Linked DNA regions of Homo sapiens: region 1 is linked to region 2. A link is a loop called in an ENCODE intact Hi-C map of the cell type or tissue named here. Cell type or tissue: GM12878. All regions are shown on one strand. Each heading gives the region's core, and the rest is flanking DNA. Links, peaks and the distances in the headings are about the cores only. Region 1 holds the start of CXXC4 (CXXC finger protein 4). Region 2 has its middle 290 kb from the start of TET2.

Region 1 (8,338 bases), core at 204-8,203, 370 kb before region 2:
CCACAATGAGTCCCCAAATCACTGCCCTCAGCCAGGAACCCATCCAATCTCTAAAACATTTTCCCAGATGAGGATGGACCAAATTTAAGAGAGAAACCAGGTCAGCAGGGGGACTTTTCACCTTCCTGCAATTCCTCTTCCAGCTTTGGTTCAGTCATGTAAGCCCTGTCACTCTGACATGTGCTCAGCTGGTTTCCTACAACCATAACTGTGTATTTGCACATAGGTCTAAGGCAGTCATGATGGCATTGTCTTTTTTAATGATCTAGATAGGATCTTATACAATTTTGAAAAAAAGCTTTTTATTTCTTTTAGCCAAATAGTATTCCGCTAATAATCTTAGCCTTGAAACACAGCCCATGCTCTGATAGAAGGGATCTGAAGTTAGAAGATCAGCTTGAGAGTTCAAAGGAAAAAATCAGCTTCTTATTCTACCCATACCCCACCTTGTGAAGAGTAACAGAATTTTTGTGCATGAGAATTTTTTAAAAAGAAGAAAATGTAGTTTTATGGGATTTTGTCATCAAAATGCCTGAGGAATTTAAATATCACAACAAGCTTGTAGGAAAAGCATCAAATTAAAAAATTACACCAGCATAGAAACTTGTGCAGAAAACCTATTGGTACTCATATCAAACCCCTGCAGGGTAATTATTTACTAAATAAATCAGAATTATTCAGTTACTACATATCTTAAATTGGGATGCAAGTAGTGCCACGAGTCTAGCTAAAGATGAGGCCTAACAGCAGAACCAAATTTATAATTCTAGATACTACATTTCAAGAGGAAAAATAAAAGCCATGTTGTCCTTATCAGCTGGGAATAGAGAATTTCAGTATGAACTGAATTTTAATTTCCCATAGTCCTTAGAAGTTACAATAAATTAATCCGGCAAAGAAGATTCAAAAGCTATTTTTTGCCACCTAAGAAAATACATGGACCTGCATTATAGTTGCTATTATATTTGCACAAAGAAAGTTGCCAAAGAAAATGTAATAAACCATCCAGGAGTAAAGTTAAACTTTCCAAAAAGAGCTGATTTATCTTATAAAGAAGAATAAATGCAATATTTTGATGAAACTGATCATACCCAATAATGACATCAACATAATTCTGATATTTTTAGAATCCTAGAGGGCTATCTCATTTGATTTACACAATTAAAGGTTAAAAAAAAAACTGTATCTTCTTTGTGTTCAAACCTGTACCAAAGATCTTTAACCCTTCTCTTTATTCTTTTAAAGACTGCTTCCCAGTTCATAAAGCAAACTCCTCTAAGCAGTACTCACAATTTTTAAAAGAATGTACAGATAACCCTAAGATAACTTGTGAGAGCCACTCTCATCCTGCAACTCACTCCACAGAATATTAAAATGTTAAAGCACAGAATGCTAAACCCACCACCTACAGTCTCATGTATATATGAACATCTAATTATCTACCCTGTAAATTTTATCGAGACTAACTATAAGTACTTGTCCAGATTTCTTTGTTTAATATACCACCAAAGTCATTTACCTGTGATTTTTCATTTTTCCCCATTTTTGTTTTGATCAGGACACAATACAAAATTTTTATCAAAGGTATCAATCTCTGTATTTAGCATAATTCATAACCTAATTTAACAATTACTTTAGTGAGCATCTGTACAATATCTGTTTTAAAGACCTATAGGTAAAAGAAACTATTATTGACCATATAAGGTATCAACCAAAACTGTGCTTGGTGTATACACCAACTTTGTAACCACAAAATGGTTACTTTGTCCAATGCAGAGCCCAGGGGAAATACTTTTTTTGTAACTGAGTTTTAGAAATTATTCATTCTAAAACCACATAAAATAATTTTTAAACAAAATCACTCTTATCTGCCCTGAAATTAACTAATTGTATCCCTTTATTCTAAGTCACATCTCCTCAAAATTTGCAGGTAGAAATCCGCTTCCTACACAGTTTCAGCTTTCTCCAAAAATATCAGATACGCAGAAAATAAAATAGAAAACATTCTGCCTTGATGAGTAGAAAAATGATTCTAGAAAAGGGTAGGAAATCCCCTTCTGAATCCAGGTGTTTCAACTTCATTGAATACTGCTGTGTGGTTTGTTACCGGTTTTTTAATGAGAACAGGCTTGTGTACCACAAACTGTGTCCTCACTGTTATAAATGGGCCACTAACTTAGCCAGTAAACTTGTATAGGATGTGATGTGTCCAGTCCTTTGGGCAAGATGCCCCACCCTTTTTAATGAGGAGGAGGGGGCATTTTAAACCACCAAGGGAAAATATTGAGCATATTGAATGTGAAACTTCTGATTCTTCAATTACATTATTTTTCCCCCAGGGATAAAAAGGAGGGCACTCTCTCTATCAGAAGGGCGGTGTCACGTGAAGTGCAGCTGGTGCGGGTGGTGGAGAGGCCAAGCCTTTCGCAAACCACCTACAACTCTTACCACCTGAATGAAGCTTCTGAGAAGGGGTACTGCATCTTGAAGCCAGACAAGAATCCCTGAAGGGGAGAGGGAGTGAGGAGGGAAGGGGGGAGACTGGGAAACAAGAAATCATCTCCTCTGACCTCTAGTGAAGTGCCAGGTTTTTTCTTTAGCTCTTCACATTTTCTAAATTTGCAGATCTGGTGTCCCGTTTTGCGGTTCCTGCAACTGCTGCAGACGCCACAGTTGATGAGCCTCTTGCAGGGCACGCAGACCCCACACCTTTTCCTCTTCTTCTTGGCTGGGTTGGCTCCGCCAGCTCCCCCTGAGGAGGACGAGGAGGAGGAGGAATGATTCTGCGGGCAGTCTGCCAGATTGGCAATTTGAAACGCACTGTCTGTGACGGCTGCTGAGGCTGCTGCGGGGGAGTGAAGGGCTGTCATGACGATGACCCCTGGAGGTAATGAGATGCCCCCTAAAGCCGGGATAGCGGAAAAAGTCCCCACGCGCTCGGGGAGATTCATTATCTCTGCTTCAGCAGCGCCGCATTTGAGCTTGTTCATGCATTCCCCCGCCAAAGGTCTGCAGTGTTCAGGGGATAAGGTGGAGAGGAAATTAGTATTTGCCATTTGCAACGACGGCTCTGGCGGGCAGCCAGCTTTCCCCAGCCTCTGGGAGTCGTTTCGGTGGTGCATGCTGGTCCTGCTGCCGCCGCCGCCGCCGCCGCCGCCACCGCCGGCGGGGAGGATCGCCGAGGAGGAGGAGGCGGAGGAGGAGGCGGCGGCGGAGGAGGATTTCCTGCCGCCCCCACCACCCCCGCCCCCGCCTCCGCCGCCGCCGCCGCCGCCGCCACCCCCCCCGCCGCCGCCCCCGCCCCCGCCGCTGCCCCAGAGCATGGCGGTGGCGGCGGCGGCGGTGGCCGCGTTGTCGCAGTTCCAGGGGGACATGCCGATGCGCGCGGCGGCCGCGGCGGCGGCGGCGCTGCTGGGGAAGATGGGGGTGGTGATGCGCGCGATCTTGGCCGCCTGTGGGAAGGCGCCCCCGTTGGTCTTGTAGAAGGAGGTGGCAAAGGAGCGGTAGCGCTCCATTTCCGAGTTGTAATCCACAAGGCTGTTCAGAGCCCCCTCGGGCAAGTGGCTTTCCTTGGGCAAGCCCGGGGCCTCCGGGCTCGGCCCGGGCTCCACGCAGACATTGGTGTTCATGGTGCAGGGGGGGAAGAAGGGGTGCAGGGTGGAAGTGGGGACCGCCTGGTCCGACACCTGGGTGGAAAAGGGGGAAAGGTGGGGGGGAGGGAAGGGAGTGATGGTGGTGTTGGGGTGGGGGCCGAGGCGGGTGGGGAAAGTGGGTTCGGGTGGGGAGAGCAAGGTGAGGGCTGCTTTATTCCTCTCTGGGGCTCATTTCCACAGACGGTGAATTCCCAGGCAGCGTCTTCCTTTGCATTATCCTCCAACTGTTACAACTAAAATAAAGAAAGTCATTCCAACGAGCTGCACGAGGAAAAAGATTAAAAATAAACAACCTCCCTCACTAACCCACCGCAGACACCGAAAGCTCCCACATTCTTCCATCAGGTCGTTTGCATAAGAATCATCAAGACGTGACCCCCCCCAGCCCATCCCCCCCAACTCTCCCAACCCCCGCTCCCTCCCTCCCCACAGCAAACCACAGCTCCTCCCCCCTATTCTTATAACCCTCCTGAGAAAATGTATTAATAGCCAGGATACCCAGGGAAAGAAGGAAGACGGGGGTGACAAACGCCTAAGGAAAAGGGCAATTGGAGTGCTAAAGACATGCAAATCATGGGTGGGAGGGCGATACTACCTATAAGCAGAGGGCATTTAAACATTATGAAATGTGTGAACAAGTGCTGCCTGGGCATGCAAATGCTGTAAAGTAGAAAACAGCAATGGCCCTATGAGGAAAATGAACAGGAAATTAGCAAATGAAGTACTGAAAAAGTCTACAATACATCCGAGTATAAACTGTAAGCAAACACAATACAACTGAGAGCTAAGAGACTGCCCACATACAATCTGAACTAAAGAGGCAGGGAAAAAAGAACTACCAGCTGCCACAGTATCCTTCTGTGTCTGCGGTCATTAGTTTGAATCCCAGCACAGCTGGCTCTGTTAGGGTCTTAATTCAATGGACCAAGGACAGGTCTCAATTGTACAAGCCATTTGGTGGTGGGTCTTGGTGGGGGTAAGAGGGTGGTGTTCTACTTGATTTTTTTTAAGGTAGAAAATAAAGATAAGCCAGATAATTACATATATACATATTTATTTATATCAGCAATGTCTCAGGTTTTAAACCAAGTGCCTGCAGCCTCTATAAGAATATTCCTAATCATTCCTAATGGAGATTGCTGTCTCTTCCGAAGACAAGAGGAAAGCATGGGACTTTTTGAAAAGGATATCTCACAATCACTGATTTTTACATTGAGTAAAAGGGGGGGGGGCTTTAACGTGTTCTTTGCCAGAGAAAAATAACAAAATTATTTTTTAATTTTGCTCTTTTTAAGAGGAAAGTTTAATGTTAACTGGGTATTTGCATTAATCTCCTTGCTTACAGGCCATTATTATGCTTTAGGAAGAGGTATTTTAGTTGTTTATTACAGAGGGAGAAGTACATCACAGCCTTTTAAGAAGCAAAGCAAAGGCATAAAGTGTATATTCACTTAAAAAACCAGTTTCTTTGTTTCCAGATTTTTTGGCCAGAATATCTTTTTGTGACATCTTTTGAAGCCCATAGATTGGTCTAGAATGCAGAGTTCAGGGAATTCTACATGGGGGCCCAATAGTCTCCGTCTCAAATATTCAGAGTTCAAAATGGTTATCAATTATAGTAATTATGCTTATAATTAGGTTAATGAACCAGTTATGCCCAAACTCCAAGTGCAAAAACTTCAAGACCTACTGATGAGGTGCTCTAAAAAGAGGGGTTTATGTAAACAAATCCCTATTAGGCAAAGTAAATCAAGATAAGGAACCTCACCCCAGGCTGGATTAGAAGCTTGCAGGCATCTTTCAATCACAGCAAGTCCCTAATCACTCAGGAACCACCTCTGTGGTTTCGCATTAGGGAAAACTGCTGCCTTCTCAGGTCTGAGGGCAATACAAAAGGTGCCCCCAAAATGCTCTTGGCTAAATATTCTTGATGCTTGGAAGGGGTGAGGGAAGACACAGCAAGAATATGCATATAGCTTCAGTTTCTGCGAATCACATTGTAACTGCAAGACCATAATAACTGCTACTCAGTAAAAACTAGTTATGTCAACCATGCATTAGATATCATCACATTGAGTGGAGGGAAAATTTTCAACCTTTTAGTCTTTTGACCTTGTTCCAAATAAATAAATAATTTAACGTCCCTTTTTTAGAGTCTTAGAGTGGTGTTTCCAAACACAAGCTTTCCTTGCTTTTCTGATTGCCATCACCATCCCTCTTCCTACCTCAAGGTTTAATACCACCAGAAACTGTAGAAAATGATTATGCCCAGTATCCAGGTCATTATTGTTTAATCAATGCATCTCTGGAGCATGAAAAAGGTATCTAAGCCACAGCTATTGTTTGGATTTTATTTAAAAACAAAATAAAACACACACAAATAACTATAGTTCTATGCCAAAGCTAAATTAGAGATCCATACTTCATGATCCTGTTTTGCCTTTAAACAATGTGACTTTACATGCCTAATACTGTATGTCTGGTCTACCAGAGACATAGAGATCAAAGGTCATATTTAACATTCAGGAGGAGGGGCGGGTGCAGACTAATTAATAAATTAATACAGCGACGCTTTTTCTTGCTGGAGTCCAGCATTAATAATCTACTTTCACAATCCCAACGGACAGCAAACATTTAAGAGAAAAAAAAGCCAGAGAAAGAGAAAGAACAATCACTTACCAGTCTCTTTTTATTTGGGGAGCCTTAGAATTTGCAGACGCTGCCAGTCTGCCTTTAATTAGTTGCACATCACCCCCTAACACAAAGAAACACAAATCCAGATGTGTCTTGGCAGCTCCCAATTACAACTTTAATACTTGTAAACAAACTGTTGGGGGGGGGGGGGTAAATAAATATGCGGATCAAAAAAAATACCTGTAAATGGCTTTTTTTTCTTGTTGCAGAGAGAAGGAGGAGGAGATGGTGTTAGTGGTGGGGGTGGAAGGAGGAGGAGGTGGGGGGAGAGGAAAGAGTCGAGTGTGAGTGTATGTGTGAGAGCGCGGGTCTGTTGTCGGTGGTCTCTCCTCTCCCAGCGCGTTGCTCTCCGTCCGTCTCCAGTCGCTGTGTGCGAGGGAGGGAGGGAGCCGGGGAGTCTCTCCTCTCTCTCTCCCCTCTCTCTCTCTCTCTCTCTTCCCCTCTCTCTCACCCTCCCCCCTTCTCTCTCTGTTTGTGTGTGTGCGAGTGTGCGGTTGCTGGGGGAGGGGAGCCACAGAGAAAGGCGAGGGAGGAGGTGTGGAGGCTGGGGGCGGGGGCGCGGGGGTGGGGGTGATTGGCGCCGAGGTGAGGAGGACGCAGGGACGTGGACACCTACTGATGATTGGCTGCAAATTACACGGGGAACAAGAGGCGCACGCGGGCCAGCGCTCCTTTTCACAAATCCTCTCCTCGGCAGAGGAGCCACGTTTTCCCTGCTCGCCTGCGGATCGCCCTCCCTCCTCGCGCCCGGCTCTCCGGCTCAGCCCAGCACACAGGGCTGTTGATTATTTTCTTTTGCTCTCGGAGATAATTGTTTGGAAGGGTTGGAAAGAGGGCGTTTCCGCCACTCTGCGTGTGGGGTGTGTGTGTGCGTGCGTGTGCGGGTGTGTGTGTAAATAAACTTGTCTGGGATTTCTGGCTGGGTTGAGAAGAGCAATACAAGAAACAGAGAAAAGGTCATGTTTGTTTGAAGAATGCTCTTAGTTCGTACCCAATGGCATGGTTTTAAATAAATTTCCTGGTGTACCCAGGAAGACTTTAAAAAAAAATACCATTTAGATCTTTAAAGTAAGGGAAAACGGACCGGTGTGGTTCTTCAGACCCTCGAAGTACTATTATGCCAGAATGTAAAAAATCGGTGATATGATGCTTGGCCAATTTCAAAATCCATCTCAATCTCTGTCTCTCTTCTCTACTCTTCTCTCTCTCCTCCCAAAATCCTCTTTTACTATTCCATCTGGTAGTTCCAAAGAATAAATCAGATTTTTAACTCACTGCCCTATTTTTTAATTTCAAACTTTACTTAAACAAAAACTTTTGTCTTTCAGTCTATTTTAGAATAGTATGTAATTAACATTTCACTTCTTGCCACTTGGGAAAACATAGTTTATGAATTGAAACATAAATATTGTACGGCACGTCAAATATAAATAAAACTCGTTCATAAATGCAGCTGTAAATTAACCTCTTCACTGCTGCCTCAAATAAAATATTTGTGGACACATGCTATCCTACTATTAAAGTATACTCTAGTGGAAATAGTTATAAGATACAGAATTATGAATACTTTTGAATAATTTTTTTTCTAAGAGCAAAACAGTGGCTAAGGTAAGTTATAGAGTAGGAAAGAAAAAACTTAAGATTATTTAAATTGGTGTTATCAAGCAGAGTACAAGTTTTGTATTAAAATTAAGTGTTTATTCTAGAGTAATGCAATATTAATTGTTCAGATAAGTGAGGAAAATATAATGTTTTGTTTCTTTAATAAGAAAAAAAAGCTGAAAAGACATTTTAAACCATTTTGTATTTGAATTTTCAAAAGATAGACTTTGACCATATCAAGACATTACCAACTATGGAGGATAAATTGTTGATAACAAGTTTGAAACTGTGGTGTGTGTATGCCTAAATGAAGGTGTTATTTCAAGAGTGGGCTACTATTGCAATAGGAAACAGGTGTATTTTGTGACTCATTGATTAATATACATGTT
Region 2 (8,338 bases), core at 88-8,087:
AGTCTTTGTTTCCTAAATACCCTTTGTGACATCTTGGAGTTGATTTATATGAAGTGCTTCTCACCCAATGCACCATCTTATCTTCAAAGGCTGGCTTCCCTCTAGCTTCAGTCTTCAAATACTTGTTACTAGTGATTTAAGGTTTACCCAGAATTTATAATTGTTATCTATGCCACGGCTAGTTCAGTACAAGCTGCTCTGCCATGATCAAAAGCTGAATTACCTCAATATATTTTGGAAGTGATTATGTGTGTTCATTTTAGTAGGTATCAAGCAAGACCAGAATGTGTCCTGGGAAGTCTAGTTTTATTAGTGCTAATATAATATCAGTATGCATACAGGTATATTATTTTTAAAAGTATGTATTTTGGGATACACAGTGTAGCACATTGGATAAAAATAGCTGCAGATTAATCCTGCACTCAGGGTTTATATTCTGTATACACTCACTAGTAAGTTTCTACCAATTATTTATAGCCAGTGTGTCCATTCTAATTTCTTAGTGTCTGTGCTGTAGCAGTTGTTAAATATTTTTAAAATTGTCCTTTTCCATATCCACTGTCAAATCACTTTCCTTTTGCTAGCATCTATTTCTAAGTTCTAAGAGGGGCCATGTGTCACATTTCTGGCCATGAGATGTAAGCAGAAGCTAGAGGAAGATTTCAGGAGAAAGTTTGCTTCCTGATAAAAGCAACACACATGACTTTTCTAACCTTTCCACCTTATTCTTTTGTTAAATACTGGCATTATGTTCTGAGCTACTGAAACCATCTTAAGTACATGAAGCAAAGAGTAAATGAATCTCAGTGATGCTAGATCTGACACCAATGAGCTTTCAAATCAATGTCAACTGCTACTCTTCTCTAGACTTCTTGTTAGGTTAAAAGATAAATACTCCCTTCTTTATTTAGCTTACTATTCACTAGATATTCAGCTACTGGCAAACGAATGCATTTCTAACTGATATGGTACCAATGGGGTTGTTATGTATATCATGTGTGGTAGTGTGTATAAAATGCTTAACTGAAAATCTAACAACTAGCAAGAAACCAATAAATGTAACTATAATTTTACGTACTTACTTATAAGCTAATTTCCTTCTAACATTATTTGAGATGGTATATGTGAACACATATACAATTCAACAGGAAAAAATAAAATCAAAAGAAAAGAAAAGGTTAAAAAGTAAAATAGAGTTACAAAACATAAGCCACAAAATGCATTCCTAAGGCATATAATTGCTACAGATAGTTTCCAAATTTGGTTTGAATTTCCTAGTAAATAAGAAAAAAAAAGGAAATAGTTCAACTGTTTTTCTTCAAGGTCAAGTAACAATGTAAAAGAGGAATTAGAACTTGGAGATACTACATTTTCAAGATATAGCCTAAGGTCTGAGCTACTGCCCACTGCCTCAGGTTAATGGGCCTCAATAGAATACACAGATTTTACATGACACTTGTATCTCACACCTCGTAGAGAAGGAGAGAATTCACTATAATAAAAGCAAGTTTCCTTATAGTGAAAAATAAATATTCTGCTCCAAGCTGAAAACCAAAAATTATCTTAAAAGTTGCCTACCAGAATAATTTTCTGCAATGATTATTTCCTTAGACATTTATCTTAGCATCCACAGAAAATTACAGCCTGGACAGTTTCTGAAAAACTCTATCACAACCAACTCCTTTTATTTCAAAATCTATTTATAACTTTTAATAACTTTGCAATAATCAAGAAAATCAACAATCATGTAAGAAATAGAGAAATACTCACGCATAATAAATGCCCAAACATTAACGCAGTCTTTTAGAGACAGAAAGATGGGGGTGGGGGGAGAGAGGGAGGAGAGGGACAGGGGAAAGATAAGGGGGTGGGGGAGAGAGAGAGAACTCTTAAGAGAAGCAATAATATTTTCTCTGTTGGTAAACTCTCTATTTATTGTGAAGAGTACATTATCTATCAAGGAGTTGTAATAAGTCTAGAAACAGAAAATGTGCTTTAGGAAAATGATAACCTCTTTTCTTAAAAGAGTCTCAAAAATAAGAGAGTACCTGATTTTCTAACACCTTCCAAAAGAAAATTTCAACATTACTCTTAAAAATTTTGGCTGATTTCTTATAGTAAAAAAGTCCTCAAAGCAGGGAGATCTGAAAGTTTGTGACTATTTATTAGTTCAAGCTAACTGTGAACAAGAAAATGTTGGATATCACATCTTTTGAGGAGAAAAGTAGAGGGAAATGAAAGTTAGGACAAAGGTTCATAGGGAAAAGAAAAAACTGGATCTGATCTTTGGTCCTGGACTTTTTCCTCTCCAAGTGAGTGGATAGTAAAGATTCAAAGTTAAGCTTGTAAAAATTGGCATGCCCATTACATAGAGGCTAGATGCCCAAGGTCCCGCTTCCCAGACACCTTGAAAAATTTGCCAAGATAGAGATAGCATAGCTTAAATGATGGGTTTCATCTAAGTTTTCAAAAACATTTTCCTAAAAATTATTCTATTAGGGGATTATTTTTTGAGTATAGAGGTATATTTGAATAAATAAATGAAACAGACATCAATTTATTCTGATTCAAGGTTGCTTCAGTGTGTAATGGTAAGTTCTATGGAGAGAGTTTAAATCCTCACAAGTTTTCAAACATAATTTGGAAGCCATCTTCTTTCACTTCTTCTAATTCATGAGGTCAGGACTCTGAGTGTAGAGACCATTTGGTTTTCCTGAAGCCATGCTGTGAGAACAAGAAATGGTCATGTTTAGTTATCACGACCTCCTGCAGAGGAGATGGGCAACCTTGAACTCTGGTGTCAGCTGCTCCAGACACACTTTGCTCAGTTTTATGAATGGACGCAGTAACTAAAAAGCATCCTAATCTGCTAATTATTTGTAAACCATTTTACATCCACTCTGTTCCCAATTTAGGTTTTGAAGCACTTCTGTAGTCACTGAAATTCTGTAGTTCACCCTGCAGTGATATATTTTTTTCACCTTCAAAGAATATAAGGAGTGTTTCAGCCTACATTTTAAATATGAAGAAGCAAATGTGTGAAATGAGGAAATAAAAATGCACTGAAGTTTTTTTTAGAACATATACTTATACACTTTCAAAGCATGTGTATTTTAACAAGCAGAATGTAAGCCCCATGAGAATACAGCCCTTGCCTATCTTATTCATCAATATAGCCCAATAGTTCTATCAGTGTCTGGCATATAGTAGGCACTCAATAAATACGTCTTGACTAAATAAATATATGCTTCTTTTAAGAGATGCATTATTAGGCATCCAACCCATTTTTCCATTCATGCTAACGATGACCTTTAAAAAAAATAAATTAATCTGCTGCTGCAACTGCCAAGAATGAGCTCAAAATTCCTCCCAGCTTCTCTTGACTATCCGTCAGAGACATAGAGTATCACCTGTCAGATGGCTGTCAGACCCAAGCTGAAATAGCTGCTGTCCTCTCCATCAACTTACATTTATGCCTCATACCTTACTCTAAATTTGAGGAAGGTATGTAAGTTTTGTTTTTAAAGTAAACATAGAATTAAAGTAAAGGAGATAAGGAGTAGTCCCATCAAAGAATTTCATCACTTGCTTTGCTTAAATATGAATTTTAAAGCAAGATTTGCAAATAACAGAGATAAATGAATTTGTTTTTATTATTGATTCATTAAAGGGTACTGGTAATCTCTGAAAGCAAAAGAAATCTCCACAATTTTAAAGAGAACATTTAAAATGTACCTACATGTAGGAATGAATATATTCCTTTCTATCTGACTGAAATCTGTGATAGAATATTTATTTTTAGGAGCCTCTCAAGCTCTATATAAGTGGAAAATTATCTCAATCCCTGTGAACCTAGTTCAAGATAAATAACTGCTGCTTTTGCCGTGCTAACTCTGTCCTTACTTTTTACCTATGTTTTACCTTGCAAATGACACCCCCACCCCCGACTACCTACAGAGATATATGAGGGCACCGCTTTAAAACCCCACTTTGGCTAAGCTGAGTGGAGCTGGAGCTATATTACAACTGCGGTCCCTCCCTTCTCTCTCTAGTGCAGGCAGCAGCACTCAAGCAGTTAACCACCTTCTAAGTGTCCTGGTAATACATTCCTGCCGCAACACTCCTCAGCTCTCCAGAATCGGATTTCTGAAAATGTCTCTACACAGAGACATTCGCTTCCCCGCTCAGCAGAAAGGGCTGTAGTCAGGGCCAAGGAGAGTAAAATATGAGCTTACGAATGTGGGGCAGGACATACATTGTTTTTTTTTTTGTTTTTTTTTTTTTTGACTCAGAGAACTCAAGCTTCTGCACGACAGTGTGAGTCTCCAGCAAACGCCAGTCTTTAAAATGCACATAAAGGATGACAATTTGTTCCCTGAATATCACTGGCTGGCAGAGCCCCTGAACAAATTATTAGAAAGTGTGTGGGTGGAGGAGGATTTAGTCCCAATTATTAACCTACTGGAAGCTATATATATGCAACTATAATCATATATACTCATTATCATATCTCCAGTTGCCTCCAAATGCTGGCATTTAATGAGTTAAAGTCCAATGACTATGGCAATTAAGGTTATAAGTAAAATACTCCTCAGATATTTGACTGAAAGTATATGCTTGCTCTTCGTACTTTGTAGGAAGAGCACAGAGAGGCAGGAAAGGAAAGGAATGGGTTTTGGAGAGCACATCAAGCCAAAATAACACACTTGTTCTGACCATCCTAGGTACTGTGACAATAATTAGGAGGAAGAATACCCTTCTGTGGGTTGGAAAAGCCAGGAAGAAGAGACTTAAGTTAAGCTAGCATACATCAAAAATAATTGACAATGGTTAGGCTTCATTGTAGAGAAGCCTGCACTGGCATTGCAGCCACCAGCCCACCACCCACCTAAGAATTATTATTTGAAAAGGATGTCAGAGGATTATAGAAGATCCTTGTGTCTGCTCCAATTAGGATCAACACTTCTGCTGCTTGCTCACTGAGCATTCAGTAATGATGAAAGCATATTGACCCCTGCTGGAAATGTGTAGAACTGCAGCCTTTTTCTCTGGCCAAATAGGATTTAAAAGGAAGGCATCTTCTAAACTACCATTTACACGTATCAAGCCTAAGGGGTATGTGTTTGTTTGTTTGCTTATTTGTTTTAAAGAAGGCTTTATATCACAATGCCAATATGAAACTAGTTTACTCATTGCAAACATTATTTCAAAACATTTCACGAACCCAAGACAAAGCTTCTTCTAATGATATAGCTTTATATTTTTTTGTACAGAGCTTAATCACTATCTTGTTTAAAATTGTAAGCAACAGCCAGTGAGCATCAAACTTGGGTCCTCTCGATTATTTCTTAGAAGTCTCTGACTTACTGACCTCAAAATATATTATTTTCAAAGAAACTTAAGATCAGGAAAATGTTCTAACACTCTAGGTAATTATTTTGTTTCCACTCTAAATACTATCCCAAGGGTTAAATCTCTGTGACAGTTTTCTCCTAAGATATTTTCCACACAACTAAGGGCTCTAAACTTGTATTGCTATGCTAGAATATTAATCAGACACTCTACCTTCTAAGAATTCTTACAGAAAAGTTCAGGGAAAAAAATATTTTCCAGTATATTTGGGGGTCACCAAGTTTCCACCTAAGTGCTTAGAGGACATGGAACAGTTAACTCATACAGTACATGACTTGTTATTTTGTGGAATGTACTAAAATGATGTAGATATTATAATTCTTGCTCTGTGTTAGGGGTTTTAGAGAGGAAGTATTTCTCGATATAAGTTAACAGAATAATTATCAACGTCAGCAGTCAATATAAGCTCTCCAGCAGCAGCTAGACTATGGTCTCTTGGCGTGTTCTATTAGCTGGCCCACTCATGAGGTTCAAAGCTTTGCCAAGACTAGGAGGCCATTCTGTGTACAGATCAGTAGCCTGGCTCCATATAATGGTTGCCACAGCACCCCTCAACTCAACCCATTGTTCTGAAAATGCTATCAGTTAAATGCTATCCATAAACACTATCAGTTAAATACAAAAAAAAAATTGCAAGCTCTATTCTTATTCCATGTAGAGAAATTTGAAGAACATATTGTATTTATGTGAGTTCAGTGGTTATATTAATATGATGTTCCTTTCTTTTAAAACAAATAAAAAGCACCTCCATGATTAGGGTAAATTAAGGACAGGCATGCCTCAGAGATCTTGTGGGTTCTGTTCCAGAAAGCTGCAATAAAGGAAATATCACAATAAAGCGAGTCACATAATTTTTTTGTTTCCCTGCACACATAAAAGTTATGTTTACACTATATGGTAGTCTATTAAATGTTCAATAGCATTATGTCTAAAGAAACCATGTAAATATCTTAATTTAAAAATATTTTGTTGCTAAAAATGCTAACAATCATCTTAGCCTTCAGTGACTCTTAACTGTTCTGCCTGTGGAGGGTATTGCCTCAGTGCTGATCCCTGCTGACTGATCAGGGTAGGGGTTGCTGAAGGCTAGGGTGGCTGTAGCAATTTCTTCAAGTAAGACAACAATGAAGTTTGCTGCATAGATTGACTCTTCCTGTCACAAGAGTTTTCTCTGTAGAATGTGACGCTATTTGATAGCATTTTACCCACATAATACCTCTTTCAAAACTGGATTCTGTCCCCTTAACCTAGGCAGCTACTTTGTCAACTCAGTTTCTGTAATATTCTAAATCCTTTGTTGTTATTTCAACAATTTTCATAGCATCTCCCTCAGGTGTAGACTCCATCTCAAGGGACCAGTAGGTCTCAACAGTGGGCTTAAAATATTCAGTGAACCATTCTGTAAATAAATGTGCTGTCATCCAGGCTTTGTTCTGTTATTTATAGACCACTGGCAGAGTAAATTTAGCTTAATTTTTAAGGGCCCCAGGATTTTCAGAATGCTAAATGAGCATTAGCTTAAACTTAAAGTTACCAGCTGCATTAGCCCCTAATAAGAGGGCCAATCTTTGAAACTTAGAAACCAAACACTAACTTCTACTTCTATCTATCTAGGAAAGTCCTAGATGGCATCTTCTTTCAAGATTTTTCATCTTTCAAGGCTTTTATAACTACATTGAAAATCTGTTGTTTAGTGTAGCCATCTTCATCAATGATCTTAGCTAGCTAAGTCTTCTGGATAACTTACTGCAAATTCTCCATCAGCATTTGCAGCCTTATCTTATACTTTTATGTTACAGAAATGGCTTCTTTCCGTAAAACCTCAGAAACCAACTTTTTTTTGTGAGGTTTTCTTCTTCCAACTTCCTGCTAGCTTCCAATTTTTCTTCTACAGCCATTTCACCTCTATCCACCTTCACAGAATTGAAGAGAGTTAGGGCCTTGCTCTGGATTAGAATTTGATTTAAGGTAATGCTGTGGCTGGTTTGATCTTCTCTCCAATTAAAACTTTTTCCATATCAGCAATAATCTGTTTTGTTTTCTTATCATTCGGGTCTTCACTAGAATAGCACTTTTCCTTTAGAAACTTTTCCTTTGCATCCACAACTTGGCTACCATTTGACACAAGATGACTAGCTATCAGCCTATTTCAGCTTTGGACATGCCTTTCTCACTAAGCTTAATCATTTCTAACTTTCCACCTAAATTGAAAGATGCATGACTCTTTCTTTCACTTGAACACTTAGAAATCATTGCAGGGTTATTAATTGGCCTAAAATCAATATTGCTGTGCCTTAGAGAATAGAAAGGCCTAAAGAGAGGGAAAGAAATAGGGGAATGGCGGCCGGGCGCGGTGGCTCACGCCTGTAATCCCAGCACTTTGGGAGGCCGAGGCGGGTGGATCATGAGGTCAGGAGATCGAGACCATCCTGGCTAACAAGGTGAAACCCCGTCTCTACTAAAAATACAAAAAATTAGCCGGGCGCGGTGGCGGGCGCCTGTAGTCCCAGCTACTCGGGAGGCTGAGGCAGGAGAATGGCGTGAACCCGGGAAGCGGAGCTTGCAGTGAGCCGAGATTGCGCCACTGCAGTCCGCAGTCCGGCCTGGGCGACAGAGCGAGACTCCGTCTCAAAAAAAAAAAAAAAAAAAAAAAAAAAAGAAATAGGGGAATGGCTGGTCAGTGAAGCAGTCAGAACACACACAACATTTACGGATTAAGTTTACTACCTTATTTGGCCATGGTTCATGGCACCCTAAAACAATTGCAAGAATAACATCAAAGGTCACTGATCACAGCTCACACTAACAGATAATGAGAAAAAGTTATAAATATTCTAAGCATTACTAAAATGCGACACAGAGACACAAAGTAAGTATATACTTTGGAAAAATGACACCAATAGACTTGCTCAAGGAGGGTTGCCAC

The links. Peaks named below come from ENCODE experiments on the same cell type or tissue, not always from the same donor. Only the 100,000 strongest peaks of a DNase experiment are listed, where the experiment ranks them.
Region 1: a loop joins it to region 2, with 6 times the contacts of the local background. A loop is called at or near these places in 3 of 110 quality-filtered maps.

Annotation. Positions count from the first base shown.
Region 1 is chr4:104,488,174-104,496,511 of GRCh38, forward strand. It overlaps CXXC4 (CXXC finger protein 4), which reads right to left and starts at 6,721. Exons shown (of 3, transcript NM_025212.4): 1 at 6,528-6,721; 2 at 2,571-3,886. The coding sequence starts at 3,629. CXXC4-AS1 (CXXC4 antisense RNA 1) reads left to right here and starts at 2,792. Exons shown (of 10, transcript NR_125926.1): 1 at 2,792-2,887. RefSeq lists enhancers at 1-156, 4,159-4,208. In GM12878, for the core only: a CTCF peak has its summit at 3,456; DNase peaks (open chromatin) are centred at 2,198, 4,298 and 6,849; H3K4me3 peaks cover 7,412 bases; H3K27ac peaks cover 7,271 bases.
Region 2 is chr4:104,855,702-104,864,039 of GRCh38, forward strand. No RefSeq gene overlaps it. Among named protein-coding and RNA genes, the nearest start is that of TET2, 290 kb to the right of the region's middle. In GM12878, for the core only: a CTCF peak has its summit at 5,019 (motif pointing left); a DNase peak (open chromatin) is centred at 5,000.